Linked DNA regions of Homo sapiens: region 1 is linked to region 2. Evidence: chromatin contacts called from ENCODE Hi-C or POLR2A ChIA-PET data. All regions are on one chromosome and are shown on one strand. Each heading gives the region's core, a stretch centred on a gene start or an enhancer-like site at or near the end of the contact. The rest is flanking DNA. Distances are from core to core; before and after follow the strand shown.

Region 1 (6,352 bases), core at 3,538-6,037, 1.0 Mb after region 2:
ACATCCTGGTCAATCTTTCACATTCCTCTTTTTTTTTTTTTGGAGACGGAGTCTTGCTTTGTCGCCCAGGCTGGAGTGCAATGGCGCAATCTCGGCTCACCGCAACCTCCGCCTTCCGGGTTCAAGTGATTCTCCTGTCTCAGCCTCCCAAGTAGCTGGGATTACAGGCATCCACCACCACACCCAGCTAATTTTTTATATTTTTAGTAGAGACGAAGTTTCACCATGTTGGCCAAGCTAGTTTCGAACTCCTGAACTCAAGTGATCCGCCCGCCTCAGCCTCCCAAAGTGCCAGGATTACACACGTGAGCCACCACGCCTGGCCTTTCACATTCTTCTAATCTTAAGGAGCTCGAAAAGAGCTAGAAAAGCCAGTCTTCCATGGAATCAACCTAAATGCACATCAACAGTAGACTGGATAAAGAAAATGTGGTACATATACACCATGGAATACTACGCAGCCATAAAAAAGAATGAGATCATGTTCTCTGCTACAACATGGATGCAGTTGGAGACCATTATCCTTAGCAAACTAATCCAAGAACAGAAAACCAAATACTGCATGTTTGTTCCCACTTATAAGTGGGAGCTAAATAACGAGAACACGTGAACACAAAGAGGGAAATAACAGACACTGGGTCCTACTTGAGGGTGGGAAGAGAGAGATTGGAAAAAATACCCATCAAGTACTATGCTTAGTACAGGGGTGACGAAATAATCTCTATACCAAACCCCCATGACATGAGGTTACCTACATAATAAACCTGCGCACGTCCCCCTGAATCTAAAATAAAAGTTAAAAGGAAAAAAAAGTCTTCAAGTTCTAGATGTCTTCAGCATCCTTGTGGACAGCCCTACCACTGACTTTCAGCCCACTTCAGCCACACACTCATTCATGGTCAGAGTTGTGGAAGGCAGACCAAATCACCATTCAGAGTTGCCCCACCAGTATAAGCAAAGTTCCGACTCTCACGCTTTTTGTCTTCCTCTCCCAGTATTCTTTTGTAGTTCCTGTTTCTCGGATGGCCTATCCTTTGCTTGGTGCACTGAATACGACTGTCTCTCAAAGTGATCCCATGGCTTCAAGGTAAAATTACCTAAGTTTTGTTAAAAAGGCAAATTCGTGTTTTCATCTACTGAGTAAAAATGGAGCAGACTGGATGTGGTGGCTCTCGCCTGTAATCCCAGCACTCTGGGGGGCCAAGGTGGATCGCTCGAGCCCAGTAGTTCACTACTAGTCTGGGCAACAAGGCAAAGACCCGTCTCTACAAAAAAGAAAAATTAGCTGGGCATGGTGGCTCGTGCCTGTAGTCCCAGCTACTCGGGAGGCTGAGGTGGGAGGATCACCTGAGCCTGGGAAGGTTGAGACCCGCCTGGGCAACATGGTGAAACTCTAAAACAATTCAAAATTAGCTGGATTAGCCTGGCGTGGTAGCACATGCCAGTAGTCCCAGCTACTTGGGAGGCTGAGGTGGGAGGATCACCTTAGCCTGGGAAGGTTGAGACCCGCCTGGGCAACATGGTGAAACTCTAAAACAATTCAAAATTAGCTGGGTTAGCCTGGCGTGGTAGCACACGCCAGTAGTCCCAGCTACTTGGGAGGCTGAGGTGGGAGGATCGCTTGAGCCCAGGGAGGTTGAGGCTGCAGTGAGCCATGATGGTGCCACTGCACTCTAGCCTGGGTGACAGAGTAAGACCTTGTTTCAAAAAAAAAAAAAAAAAAAAAAAGGAGGGAGGAAGAGGAAGATCCAGATTAATACAGGCTGAAGTTTAAGAACACAATATGCTTTCCCACAATTATCTCAACCACTGCATGGGTTTAACAGCCATGGCCAGATGATGATTGTTCCTGTATGTCTACTTTAGCTGAGATCTCATTCCTGAGCTTTAGTCCTATCCATCTGCCAGACTCTCCATGGCCAATCCACAGGCAGCACACATGCCCAACACTGAACTTTCCACAAAACCCTGTCCTTTTCTAGAACTCTTCTAGTGTTATGTTCACTAACTTAGCAAATAGTACCCTTAACCAAACAGTTGTTCTATCCTGAAACCTAGATGTCCTCCTTAGCTCCTTCCTTTCCCTACATAGGTCCCAGTCCTGGCTGGGTGCAGTGGCTCACGCCTGTAATCCCAGCAGTTTCGGAGGCCAAGGCGGGCAGATCACGACGTCAGGAGATCGAGACCATCCTGGCTAACATGGTGAAACACCGTCTGTACTTAAAAAAAAGAAAAAAAATACAAAAATGAGCTGGGCATGGCGGCGCGTGCCTGTATGCCTGTAATTCCAGCTACTCGGGAGGCTGAGGCAGAAGAATCGCTTGAACCTGGGAGGCAGAGGTTGCAGTGAGCCGAGATCGCGTCACTGCACTCCAGCCTGGTGACAAAGCTAGACTCCGTCTCAAAACACACACACACACACACGCACACAAACCAATCCTTTAGATTGTATTTTCTTAACATCTTATTTATTTATTTATTTATTTATTTATTTATTTATTTATTTATTTGAGATGGAGTCTGGCTCTGTCGTCCAGGCTAGAGTGCAGTGGCGCGATCTCGGCTCACTGCAACCTCCACTTCCGTGGTTCCCTGCTCAGCTTCCTGAGCAGCTGGGATTACCGGCGTGTGCCACCACACCCAATTACCCTCATGTTAAAGTCGCTGCTTAGCAAGAGGTACAAAACTGTCAGCTCTGACCCCTCCACCACCACCCAACTGAACTTTTGAGTTTTTCAGACACCTGCTCTATCCTCCTGCCTTTGAATATGTGTTTGCTTCCGTCCTGAAACCCCTTCCGGCGCTTTTTTTTTTTTTTTTTTTTTTTTGACAGAGTCTCGCTCTGTTGCCCAGGCTGGAGTGCTGTGGCACAATCTCAGCTCACTGCAGCCTCCGTCTACCCGGTTCAAGCGATTCTCCTGCCTCAACCTTCTGAGTAGCTGGAATTACAGGTGCGCGCCACCACGCCCGGCTAATTTTTGTATTTTTAGTAGAGATGAGGTTTCACCATGTTGGTCAGGCTGGTCTCGAACTCCTGACCTCAAGTAATCCGCCCGCCTCCGCCTCCCACAGTGCTGGATTACAAGCGTGAGCCACCACACCCAGCCCCTTTCGGCGCTTTTTGCCTTCTACACGCACTTCGGGTCTCAGACGCTTTTACTTATTATGGTTGCCCTTTTCCCCTACAGCTCCGTCAAGGGTCTTCTCCAGGAACCCACAGCCCCATAGTTCCCCCATTAACCTGCTCCTGGTTTCCCACCAGGATTAAACCCTAGAGAGTGAACGGAGACCAGTTTAAGGCTCACAGCGGGCGCCGCGTGAATGAGGGAATAAACATTCGCAGAACCAGTAAGAGGTAGGAGCGGACCGACTCACAACCCCCTCACCCATGGGCCGGACGCGGCCAGCGAGCCCAGAGAGACAAGGCAGAGGAAATAGGAAGAGAAAGAGTATCTGTGACAAACAAGAAAAAAGGAACAAGAGACGTAATAGCAGCACTCACGGAGGAAGGGACCTGGGCCCGGCCAGCCGCCATGATGCGCCGGAGCTCCGCCCCCGGGAGGGGCAGGTGCTCGCTTGGGGGTGGGGATGGGGGTGGGGGGGCGCTCGGTGACGTCACCGGTGAGCGGGTTTCCTCGCCACCTCCAGCTCCTTCTCGCTGCTCACCCCCTCGCTTCCTAGAGACTCCGCGAGGCGCCTCGGTGCACCATCCCAACTCCCGACACCCCTGTCTCTTTTCTCTGATTTTTTTTTTTTTAAGACGAAGCCTGGTTCTGTCGCCCAGGCTGGAGTGCAGTGGCGCGATCTCGGCTCACTGCAACCCCCGCCTCCCAGGTTCAAGGGATTTTCCGGCCTCAGCCTCCTGAGTAGCTAGGATTACAGGCACCTGCCACCACCACGCCCGGCTAATTTTTTTTTTTTTTTTTTTTTTTGTATTTTTAGTAGAGACGGGGTTTCACCATGTGGCCAGGCTGGTCTCAAACTCCTGACCTCAGGTGATCCACCCGCCTCAGCCTCCCAAAGTGCTGGGATTACAGGCGTGAAACACAGCCCCTGGCCCTCTCTGATTTTTTTGAGACGAGGTCTCGCTCTATCGCCCAGGCTGGAGTGCAGCGGCGCCATCTCGGTTCACTGCAGCCTCGACCTCCCGGGCTCAAGCGATCCTCCCACCTCAGCCCACCAAGTAGCTGGGATCGCAGGCTTGCACCGCCACACCCGGCTAATTTTTGTATTTTTCTGTAGCGACATGGTTTCGCCATGTTGCCCAGACTGGTCTCGAACTCCTGGGCTCAAGCGATCTGCCCGCCTCGGGCTCCCAAAGTGCTCGGATTACAGGCGGGAGCCACCGCGCCCAGCCTCCGTCTCCCTCCTAAGTGACATCCTGTCCGGCATCCCGCAGGCCTTCAGATGGATGGGGTAGCAGAGCTCAGGAACTCAAACACAGCCCGCCTGGTGGATGACTTCTAAGCATCTTTCAGTCTCCCTGATCTTGCCAAGCAGAGAAGGGCTTCCTCGTAATGCCACCAAAGCACAACTTTCACATGCTTGCTTTATGGCCTTAACTAACTGATGTCATTACTTAACTGTCCCCGCGGGGACGGGGAACTGAATGTATTTTCACAAACGTCAGTTCAAGACAGATTTGTGGGAGAAACCACCTGGGGATAAACCTCTCCCCACCAAGAACCTAGAATTCGGCCGGGTGGCTGGGGAAAAGTGGGCGGGGCGTAGTCGCCCCGGCGCTGGCAGGTCCAGTCTCTGCCCGCGGCGCACGCGGATGACGTAACAAACGCGCGCGACGATTCGAGGTGCTCTGTGGCCGCGAGTGCATCTTCCACGTGAGTATAGTTACCGCGTGCGGACCTGGATCCTCCTCCAGGTGCAGCGTTTCGTCATCTAGCCCAAGCTTGGTCTGGCGGCTTCAGTATCCCCACCGGGCCGAGCTGTGTCTACTTGGTGCCCGCGTATTTGCTTTAGTGGAGGCGTCCATTCGTCCTATCTTGCGTGCGTTCCGCAGACCCCAGGCATGGCCGACCCCCATGTAAATTTAGCCCCATTGTCCCATTCATGGATTCAGCTAACAGAAAGACTGCCGGCCGCCTACTTTATATCAGGCACCATGCTGGTCATGGAATACAGCCCTCATGCACGCAAACCCTGTCTCTGAGCTCTTGAAGCTTATATTTTACTGGGAATGATAGACGGAAATCAAGTGGCTTAATAAACAAAATGCCTTCAGGAAGACTGTCCTGAAAGTTGGGGAGGGGCTGAAGAGTGGTGAGAATCAAGAGTTCATTAAGTCATTCCACAAGTTTTAGAATTTTTTTGCGTTTCAAGCCCTGGTATTGTTCTAAGCCTTGGTAATTCAATGGAAACGAAGCAGCAACATCCCATGCCCACGTAGAGATTTTTTTTCTAGTGGGGAATATAGAGCGAAAAATAAAAACATCCAATAGTGATAAGCGCTTTACAGGAAATTAAAATAGGGCCGGCCATCTGATAGTAACTACTTGAGTGGCTAGTGAAGCCTTTTCCACGAAGGCGAATCACCAGAAATCTAAATAACAAGAGCTAGCCATGCATATGTCAGGGTGAAAAAAATGCCTTCCAGGACTGAGCTTGGCAAGTTAGAGAAATAAAAAAGAAGCTAATGTGTGGTTGGTGCATTGTGGGTGAAAAAGAGAATGGTGTGAGATAGGGTTGGAAAGGTAGGCCAGAGAGTGGCCAGACTTGGTAAACCAGGATGCTGAGTTGGAATTTATACCATGTGTAATGGGAAGCCATAATCCACTTTATGCTGATGTGTGACAAATGAATTGTGGTTATGCAGTGGTCAGGAGGTTAATGCATTGGTCCAGGTGAGTGATGGTGGTGGCTTACTTGAACTAGAGTGAGGTAGTAGAGATGAAGAGATGAGAGATTTGAGACATGATTGGAAATAGATTTCCTGGTGGATTGGATTTAGAGAGTCTGAGGGAAAGAGAATTAAGGATGACTTCTGTGTTTTTGTCTTGAGCAACAAATTGGATGATGGTAGTGTTTACTGAGTGGCAAGACTAGGGGAACAGCAGAGTTTGGTGAGTAAAGCCAGGGTCCCGCTGAGAGGCAGTGGGACCAGAAATTGGATAGGTAGTTTGGGATAGATGGGGAGGGCCTTTGAATGTTAGGCTAAAAGTATTAACTGTAATAGTTCTGTTGCCTGATGCACACTGGAGGTCAATACACCAAGACACCAGGTTGCAGCAGAGAAAGAGGTTTAATCATAGGGCTGCTGAACAAGGAGACAGGAGGAAACCTCAAATCCATCTCCCAGAGTACTTTGGGGCTAGGGTTTTTAAAAAAGAGTTTGGAA
Region 2 (7,053 bases), core at 4,005-6,504:
CAGGTGGTAAATCACCTTCGTCTCCCCAACCCCACCGCCCCCAGTGCTGCTACCCGCCATGGTCTCGCCCGCGCGCTCCCGGGCTCCACCGCCCACCCAAAGGGCTAATGGCCCCTGCCGCGCCTGCGCACACCCGCAAACCGACGCGCGAGCGCGGACAGGACTGACCCAGTACGGGAGAGAAGCAAAGGGGAAAAAGCACGGATCTGCGAGGGTGGCGGCGGGGGGCGGGCCGCGGGGTGCGACTCAAAGCCCCGGTCTCAGCGGCCGCCGCGCGCCACCGCCACCGACGCCGCGAGCTTCCTCCAGGTACCCGCCCACCTCTCCTCATGTCACGTGACTTAAAGGCAGCCACCCCGCGCTCCTCAGCCGCCCTCCGTCACGTGATCCCCTCCCAATCACGTGACCGTCTGACTCCGCCTAGTGCCCCCGCCACATGATCGCTGCCTTCAGCAACGGTCTCCCAGCCCCCAAACGTGTACCCCAGCCGAGGTCCTCTGAGCACCCAGGCTAAGCTGGCCTGTGCCTTCAGGAAACGGACCATCGGCTCCCACCCCGCTTTACCCCACCCACGATGGAGCACGAAGCAACTCTGACCCGCAGGAGTGTGCGTGCAGGGAGTGAAGGTGGGGACTGTGGGGGTTCCTAGACTCGAGTGGGGAGGGCCAAATACAATGAAAGCTCTAAGGTGGCTTACTTGTCTTGGGGTGGGAAAGGCCCAGTGCTGTGATATCTTCAGATTGGACTTTGAGACGTGGGTTTCAGCCCCACCTCCAGCTAGTCTTCAGCCACCAAAGCCTCCCTCCCGAGCAGGACAGTGAGGGCTATAAACACAAAAGAGCCCACTCTGCTTTATTTACAACACGCAGGCTGTCTGTACAAACAGCGGCCGATATTATTAAAAACAAAAGAGGTGAGTGAGAATCGTCACCTTTCTGCTTTCCTTCCTCACTTGGCCAGGCTCTAGTACTCCACCTTTGAGCTGCCATGCCCAATAGGGGAAGTCCAAAATTAAAAATACAACCGGTGTAGAAGAAAATAAATGGGGAGTGAAATAGAAGAAAAGATGAGGGAGGGGAGTGCTAATATTTACACTAGAGTTTTATAGACAACTGTCCCATTCCATCCCAATTCCAATCCTGACCCAGAAAGTGATGGTGGCAGGTCCAAGAGACAGAGATTATGTGTCGGGACACAGACAGCCTCCCATCCCCAACCGTAATGGATTCAATTTCAAGTCCACAGAGTGGGGAGGAAGGATAGGGTGGGAAAGTGAGACACTCATTTTCAAACAAGTCTCCCTTGAGAATTCCTGCCTTGAAGTGCAGACAGTATCCAAGCTCCAGGGGATAGGCTGAGGACCCTGAGGCTCAGTTCCCAAATCATGTTGTCATTTGGAAGTTCCAGGCTAAAGTTGGTGCCATCAGGGCTCTCCAGATTTGGGAGGCCCCCCTAACCGCCGGGCCTCTGGCCTCAGTTCCTTGCATTTCTGGCAATAAAAGAAGTCGGGGACGTTGGTCTTCTTAATCTTAGCACAGGAGAGGTGGATCCACGTCCCACACAGGCTGCACTCAATCATGGGCCGCCCTGCAAAGGGCTTTCGACAGTAACATGTGATCAGATCCCATGAGTCATCACCTGGGGAAAAAAAGGTTTGTTTGGTATTCTGCCTGAGCTGTTGGATCCACAACACCCTCAAACCCCTCGCCCCAGCCCGAACCTCTCACCTGATTCTACCATGATGTCCTCGTCCATGACCCGCATCTCGCCTTCACTGGAGCTGGCATCTCCATCTTGGCTTGTTTCAGTGCTGCCCACCTCCTTGCTTTCACTGTCAGCAGGAGGGACTCCTTCAGGGTGCACTGTGGCAGGGGGCCTAGGAGCCTCAGGGGGTGTTGGCAGCACAGGGACTGGGGCTTCACCCCCTACCACTGTTGCCATCTCTTCTTCTTCTTCCTCTTCCTCCTCTTCCTCCTCCTCTTCAGAGTCTGTATCACTGGGGGGTGCCTGGGGAGGCCCAGGAGGTGGGAGTCTATCCCCCCGTTCTGCCTTTTTTAACTTCCGCTTCTTGCTCTTCTTGATTCGAGATCTCTTTTCCCCATCCCCAGGAGTTGGCCGAGGCCTCCGAAGCACCCCAAAGCCAGCCCCAGCTCCTGGCCCCAACTTTCGGTTCTTTCGGTCCTTCTTTCGAGGAGGATGGGAGAGGTCCCCCTGGGAAAGGGGCACGGGGGTAAGAGCAGCAGGGGGCCGGGAGGTATGTGTCAGGGATGTGGGGGACAAAGGAGATGCCACTTTGGGCCCATCCAGATCAAAGAGAGAGTCCTTGAGCTTCATCTTCTCAAGCAAGGTAGCACTGTCGGGGGCCTGCAGACGAGAGAAAGTGGACCTTGGGGGTCCTGGCTGGGTGGGACCTGCTTGAGCTGCCCTTCTCTTGGATGACTTTGCTTTCTTAACAAAAGTCTGGATGGTTCGAAGATCTGAGGGGGCCGAGTCCCAGCCATCACTGTCGGCCGCACTCTCTCCTCGCAATGGAGAGCTGGAGCCAGAGGCTGGCCAGTCACTTTCCTTAAAAGGGGGAAGAGACCAGGGTCAGCAGAACCCCAGTGTCATCTCAGCCCCTCCACAAACCCAGCTTGAAAAGGAGTGACTGGATTTACCCCAAAATGTCCTACCTCAACCACTAAATCCCACTGTACTCCAAAAACTTCTCCCCACCCCAATTCCCATCAGCATGTCCTCTTGACCAGTCCGTGTTACCTCTACCCTCAAGTCTGACACCTCACCGCTGCCCCTGCCCAGGGCCTGTGGAACACTGTATCACCCAGACCGGAGCCGTTATGTCCTTAGCTCTTTTTCTGTATAGCCTCATTTGTTACCATTTTCATCTCCCTAAAATTTATCCATAAACACCTTCCATTCACAGCACCTCAAGACTATGCCAAAATCTCAACCAGCGACTCCAAATCCCCCTTCCTTTTCACTGCTGTTCAAGCTAGCTATCCCGGCCATCCACTCCCCGCATACCAGCTTTCCTACCACAGCCCTAAGAGTCTCCAACTTCCCTGGTCTTACATATAATTTCTAAGGGCCTCCTTCTATAAAGCAATACAGTTCTGTTTGAACAACAGTCACTCTATAGTCCCACCACACCAGCCTCAAGTCAGTAATTCTCTTGCCCCTACCTCTTTGCTAGGGGGAATGTAACCAGCATATGCCAAAACAAAACTGCAGAATTTGTTGAAATCCTCAATTGTTCTCCGCCGTTTCTCTGGTGGCTGAAAGGAAGGAGATATGGATCACATGCAAAGCCACACAGTTTAAGAATGGCATTCCCAGAAACACAGTCCCTAAGTGAGGTCTAGAAAAGGGGGGCGGGGGGCGTTGTCAGGCAGGGCTACTAGGCTGCAAAGGTAAGGCAAACCTCACCTGAGTCTCTGGCTTAAGGGTCGGAGGTGGATCTGGAAAAGCAATAAAAGCTGAGTCAAGACACTAGGAACAATCTGTGTAAAACTCCCCCTCTAAACCCCGTTGTTCCTAAGTGAACCCCCTGCTCTCCCAGGTCCCTCTGCCAGGCCAGCAGGCCCCCAGCTGTGTTGGATCCGCCCCGGCTCCCCCTTCCGCCCCGCGAGGGGCGGAGCCTGGGCGCGGCGCCCTCTGAGGCCTCGCTATAGCGCTCCCCTTCCCCCAACCGGAGGCCCGGCGCCCCGCCCCCCCAACTCACGGTCTCTCTCGACTCCAGTCTACTCGGATCCCTCAGCGCCCCACCCCACCGTACCGCTCCCGGGGCCGCGTCCGGGCCGCCGCCAGCCGCCCCCGTCCTTCACACGCGCCCGGAGCCCCGAGTTCCTACCCGGCCGCGCTCCACCGCCTCGGGCCCTCCGAGACCGCACACGCCGCCCGCCAGCCCCCAGGGTCCAGGATGACCACGCCGAACCGCTCCCCGCCCTCCGGCCCCTTCTACTCGAGCACGCGGCCCGGCGCGCCCCTCACCCCCACCCCAGACACACACAGGCACACGCATCCAACGCTACTTCACGGCCGGGACAGACCCGGGAGCTCTAACCCGGACGCGGCCCCCACCTGCCCCCCCCCCCCCGCCCATACCGCGCTCCCCACAATTTCGCCGTCCCTCCGCCCCCATCCGGGGCTTTGGCCCCTCCCCGTCTCCAGCTTTTCGGGCTCCCCACCGGGCCCCCCGGCCCTGTTCCTAGCCCTCTCCGGCCGCCGCCCCCCCCTCCGCCCCCGTACTCACCACCCAGTTACTAGGCTATGGACCCCTCAACTCTGGCCCCTTCCCCCCAACCAGCCACTCTCTCTCTCTCTCCACAGCAGCCACCGCTGCTGCCGCCGATGCCCCCCTCACCCTCAGCAACTCCCAGGCTCTTAACCCTCGCGGACCAACCCTACCCCCCCGCCCGACAAGTCGCCGGTCTTAACCCCCCCCACCCCGCCCCACCACCCCCTACAACTACCCAGCTCGCCTCGCTTCCTGGCTCGCTCTCTCCACAACTACCCCCCGGTACAGGTCCGTCTGCCGTAGACAATACCCAGACCCCCTCTTCTCCCCACAACTACCTGCCCACCTCTCCGACAATCACCGGGCATTCTCCGGCGGCAACTACTCGGAGCTCCGGTACCACCGCCACAAACTACCCCACCTCGGCGAACTACCGGGCCCCTCACTCAGCCTCTTCTACGTCCTCCCTCCTGAGCAACTCTCCGGCCACTGGATTCCCCTAACCTTCCAGTTCCAGGGCCCCAATCTGCCGGTGGCCCTTTCGGGCCCTAACCCCCGAGGCTCCGGGTTTCAAGCTCCTATCCCCCGCACCCCCACACCGTCTGATCTCCAACTACCCCAGCCCAGTTTCCCACTCCTCTTTCTCCAAGGTCTCTCAACTCGTCGCTCTCCCACCTCCAGGGCCAGCCTCCCGACCCCCTCCCCGAACTCCCCCGCTGGGCTCCGGGGCTCGACCTCCAAGTTTGCCAATTGATTCCTCGCCCGCCCCCCGCCGGCTCAGCGCTCTGCACCGGTCGAGAGCTCACCTTCGGGACTGGGCTCCGCCATGGCTTCCAGCATCGCCCCCTCCCCTCCTCCCGGTCCGGCGCCCCCCTCCCCGGAGCCGGGGATCCCGGTGCCGCCTCTAGTGCTCGATGCTCCCACTGCTTCGCTCCACAGAAGTGTCCGCCTCAGCCCGGTTGAGACTCGAGTCCGCTAGCCGCTGCCGCCACCTCCCTCTACCACTGCCTCCCGCACTCCCGGACCGGGCCCCCTCCCCCCGCGCCGCCGGCCGCCTGCTCCCTCCTCCTCCTCCTCCACCTCCTCTCTCCTCCCTCCCTCCTCTTCTCTCCCTCCTCCCCCCGCCGGCGCCGAGGCGCAGTGCACCAAGGGTTTTGTAGTCCGTCCGGGAACAGCGGAAAAGGGACCGCATGAACCTCCGGAACTTTGATTCCCAGAAAGCCACAGGCTGGCGCAGGCGCACCAAGCCGCTCCCCTCCCCCGGGGAGCGGCGGGGAGACCAGGAGCCGGAGGGGAGAGCGGAAGTGCGCGCGCAGGCCCCTGGGAGATGTAGGCTGGGCGGGACCAAGAAAGAAGAGGAAGAAGGGATTAGAACTCTCGGCCACCATACTGCCTCGTTCTGCAGCTTCTTTCTCCCCAGGAGGACCGCCCCACTTCCGGCCTGCCGGAGAAATGATTGCTGGGAGTTGAAGTATTCCTGGCGATAATGGCTCCCGCTCCCAGTCTTCTCCCTCCCTGATTCCACTCTGCCGGATCCCACACACCGGCAAAAGTCTAGCCAAGTGACATGCAACTGAGAACAGCCGTTTTACTAGCTTGCACACATGAAAATATCTTAGTTAGAATGTTCTAGCAAATGTGGATGTTCACCTAAAGCAGGTACTTCGGAACTTTCTCCACAGGAACCCACAGTAAAAAAAAATTTTTTTTTACATGAGCATTTTTAACATTTAGTTTCACATGCGTGTTATAAAACTAAAGTTTCAAGAAATAATCCTCAGTATTCCATTCCATCACAACAAAAGCACCCTCTTTTTGCAGACAGGGAAAAGCCCAACATGAACAGAATAAACCAAAATATACTTCTATCCCTCCAGCTTGTACCCAGTACTCTTCTTTCCCCACCACTGAAACCCACTGACACCTTGGAAAGACTTAAAATCAGCGGGACGAGGGGAGCAACACAAGGCAAAATTCAGTTCAGCTTGGTGGTTTCCTCTTTATTGATGTGCCTCCTACCTTCCCCCCACAATTTCAGTCCCTTCCAACTACCCCCAAAAAAGAAGGTAGTGAAAGGAAGGGATTGCTGGGGTTCTGAGCCCCTTGGGCAGTCAGAAAGGGAACAGAAACCAAAACAATCACTGGATGTGACACAGACTGACAATCAAGAAGTCTACAGCAGGATGGGAAAGGCGGGCAGAGAAAGGGGAAGAAAGGAGAAAGGAGAGTTACAAGATGCCAACTCCACCATTACCCCTCCTAAGAGAGGCTGGAGAGAAAGCCACAAACATTAAGAAGTGCCGGTCCTGAATAAGGGAGGTGGTGTTTGAGCTTGAAGGAGGAGGAGGTCAAGAAAGGGGGGCCACCTCTCTCTTTGTAGAATGAGACCCCCCTCCAGCTCAGGGGCAGCAGCTTCACAGACCGTAGACACTTTCGTCACTGTAGGCAATGTAGAGAAAGAAGTCTTCTTCATGGTGTTCCTGGGATGAAAGCAGAAAACTGTTCAGCAACTGGGCTCCAGTAACTTAAACCAACCACGACCCAGACACGTTCTTCTAGAACCACAAACCATTGCCTGACTCCTTCACTGACTCCAAGGCCTACCACACGAGCAGTATAATCTCTGCAGTCCTGGGCAAAAAGGCCTCAAACTGTTTTCTGCTGCTTTGGAATGGGGAGGGGGACTGGGAAGAGTCCCGAACAGATAGTTTCTCTAGCTCACTGTTCTCTTTCCTTCTCTCTACTCCTACTGTTCTGTCCAAACCCCCAACCCACGGCTATTATGAAACTTTAAGGCAAGCCAGGAAGCTAGTCCA

The links. Hi-C counts contacts between places; a loop is a spot of excess contacts on that map. ChIA-PET counts read pairs that join two places held with the same protein, here RNA polymerase II (POLR2A). Pooled maps may share reads with other maps.
Region 1: a pooled map shows a loop between it and region 2 (11-fold over the local background). The contact joins the promoter of PFAS here to the promoter of PHF23 in region 2. A Hi-C loop is called at or near these places in 1 of 37 single-sample maps with no recorded cell type and 6 of 50 pooled maps. POLR2A ChIA-PET finds 5 or more read pairs at or near these places in 2 of 52 experiments (B cell and BJ).

The regions. Positions count from the first base shown.
Region 1 is chr17:8,244,502-8,250,853 of GRCh38, forward strand. It overlaps PFAS (phosphoribosylformylglycinamidine synthase), which reads left to right and starts at 4,788. Exons shown (of 28, transcript NM_012393.3): 1 at 4,788-4,838. CTC1 (CST telomere replication complex component 1) reads right to left here and starts at 3,555. Exons shown (of 23, transcript NM_025099.6): 1 at 3,503-3,555. The coding sequence starts at 3,535. RefSeq lists enhancers at 3,352-3,491, 3,972-4,091, 4,216-4,972 and a silencer at 3,582-3,631.
Region 2 is chr17:7,234,203-7,241,255 of GRCh38, forward strand. PHF23 (PHD finger protein 23) reads right to left here and starts at 5,255. Exons shown (of 5, transcript NM_024297.3): 1 at 5,044-5,255; 2 at 3,427-3,458; 3 at 3,183-3,275; 4 at 1,728-2,565; 5 at 836-1,638. The coding sequence starts at 5,077. The coding sequence ends at 1,424. GABARAP (GABA type A receptor-associated protein) reads right to left here. Exons shown (of 4, transcript NM_007278.2): 4 at 5,806-6,717. The coding sequence ends at 6,652. DVL2 (dishevelled segment polarity protein 2) reads right to left here and starts at 315. Exons shown (of 15, transcript NM_004422.3): 1 at 1-315. The coding sequence starts at 60. RefSeq lists silencers at 53-352, 3,523-4,002, 5,153-5,332, 5,383-5,522 and enhancers at 463-512, 4,856-5,505, 5,633-5,722.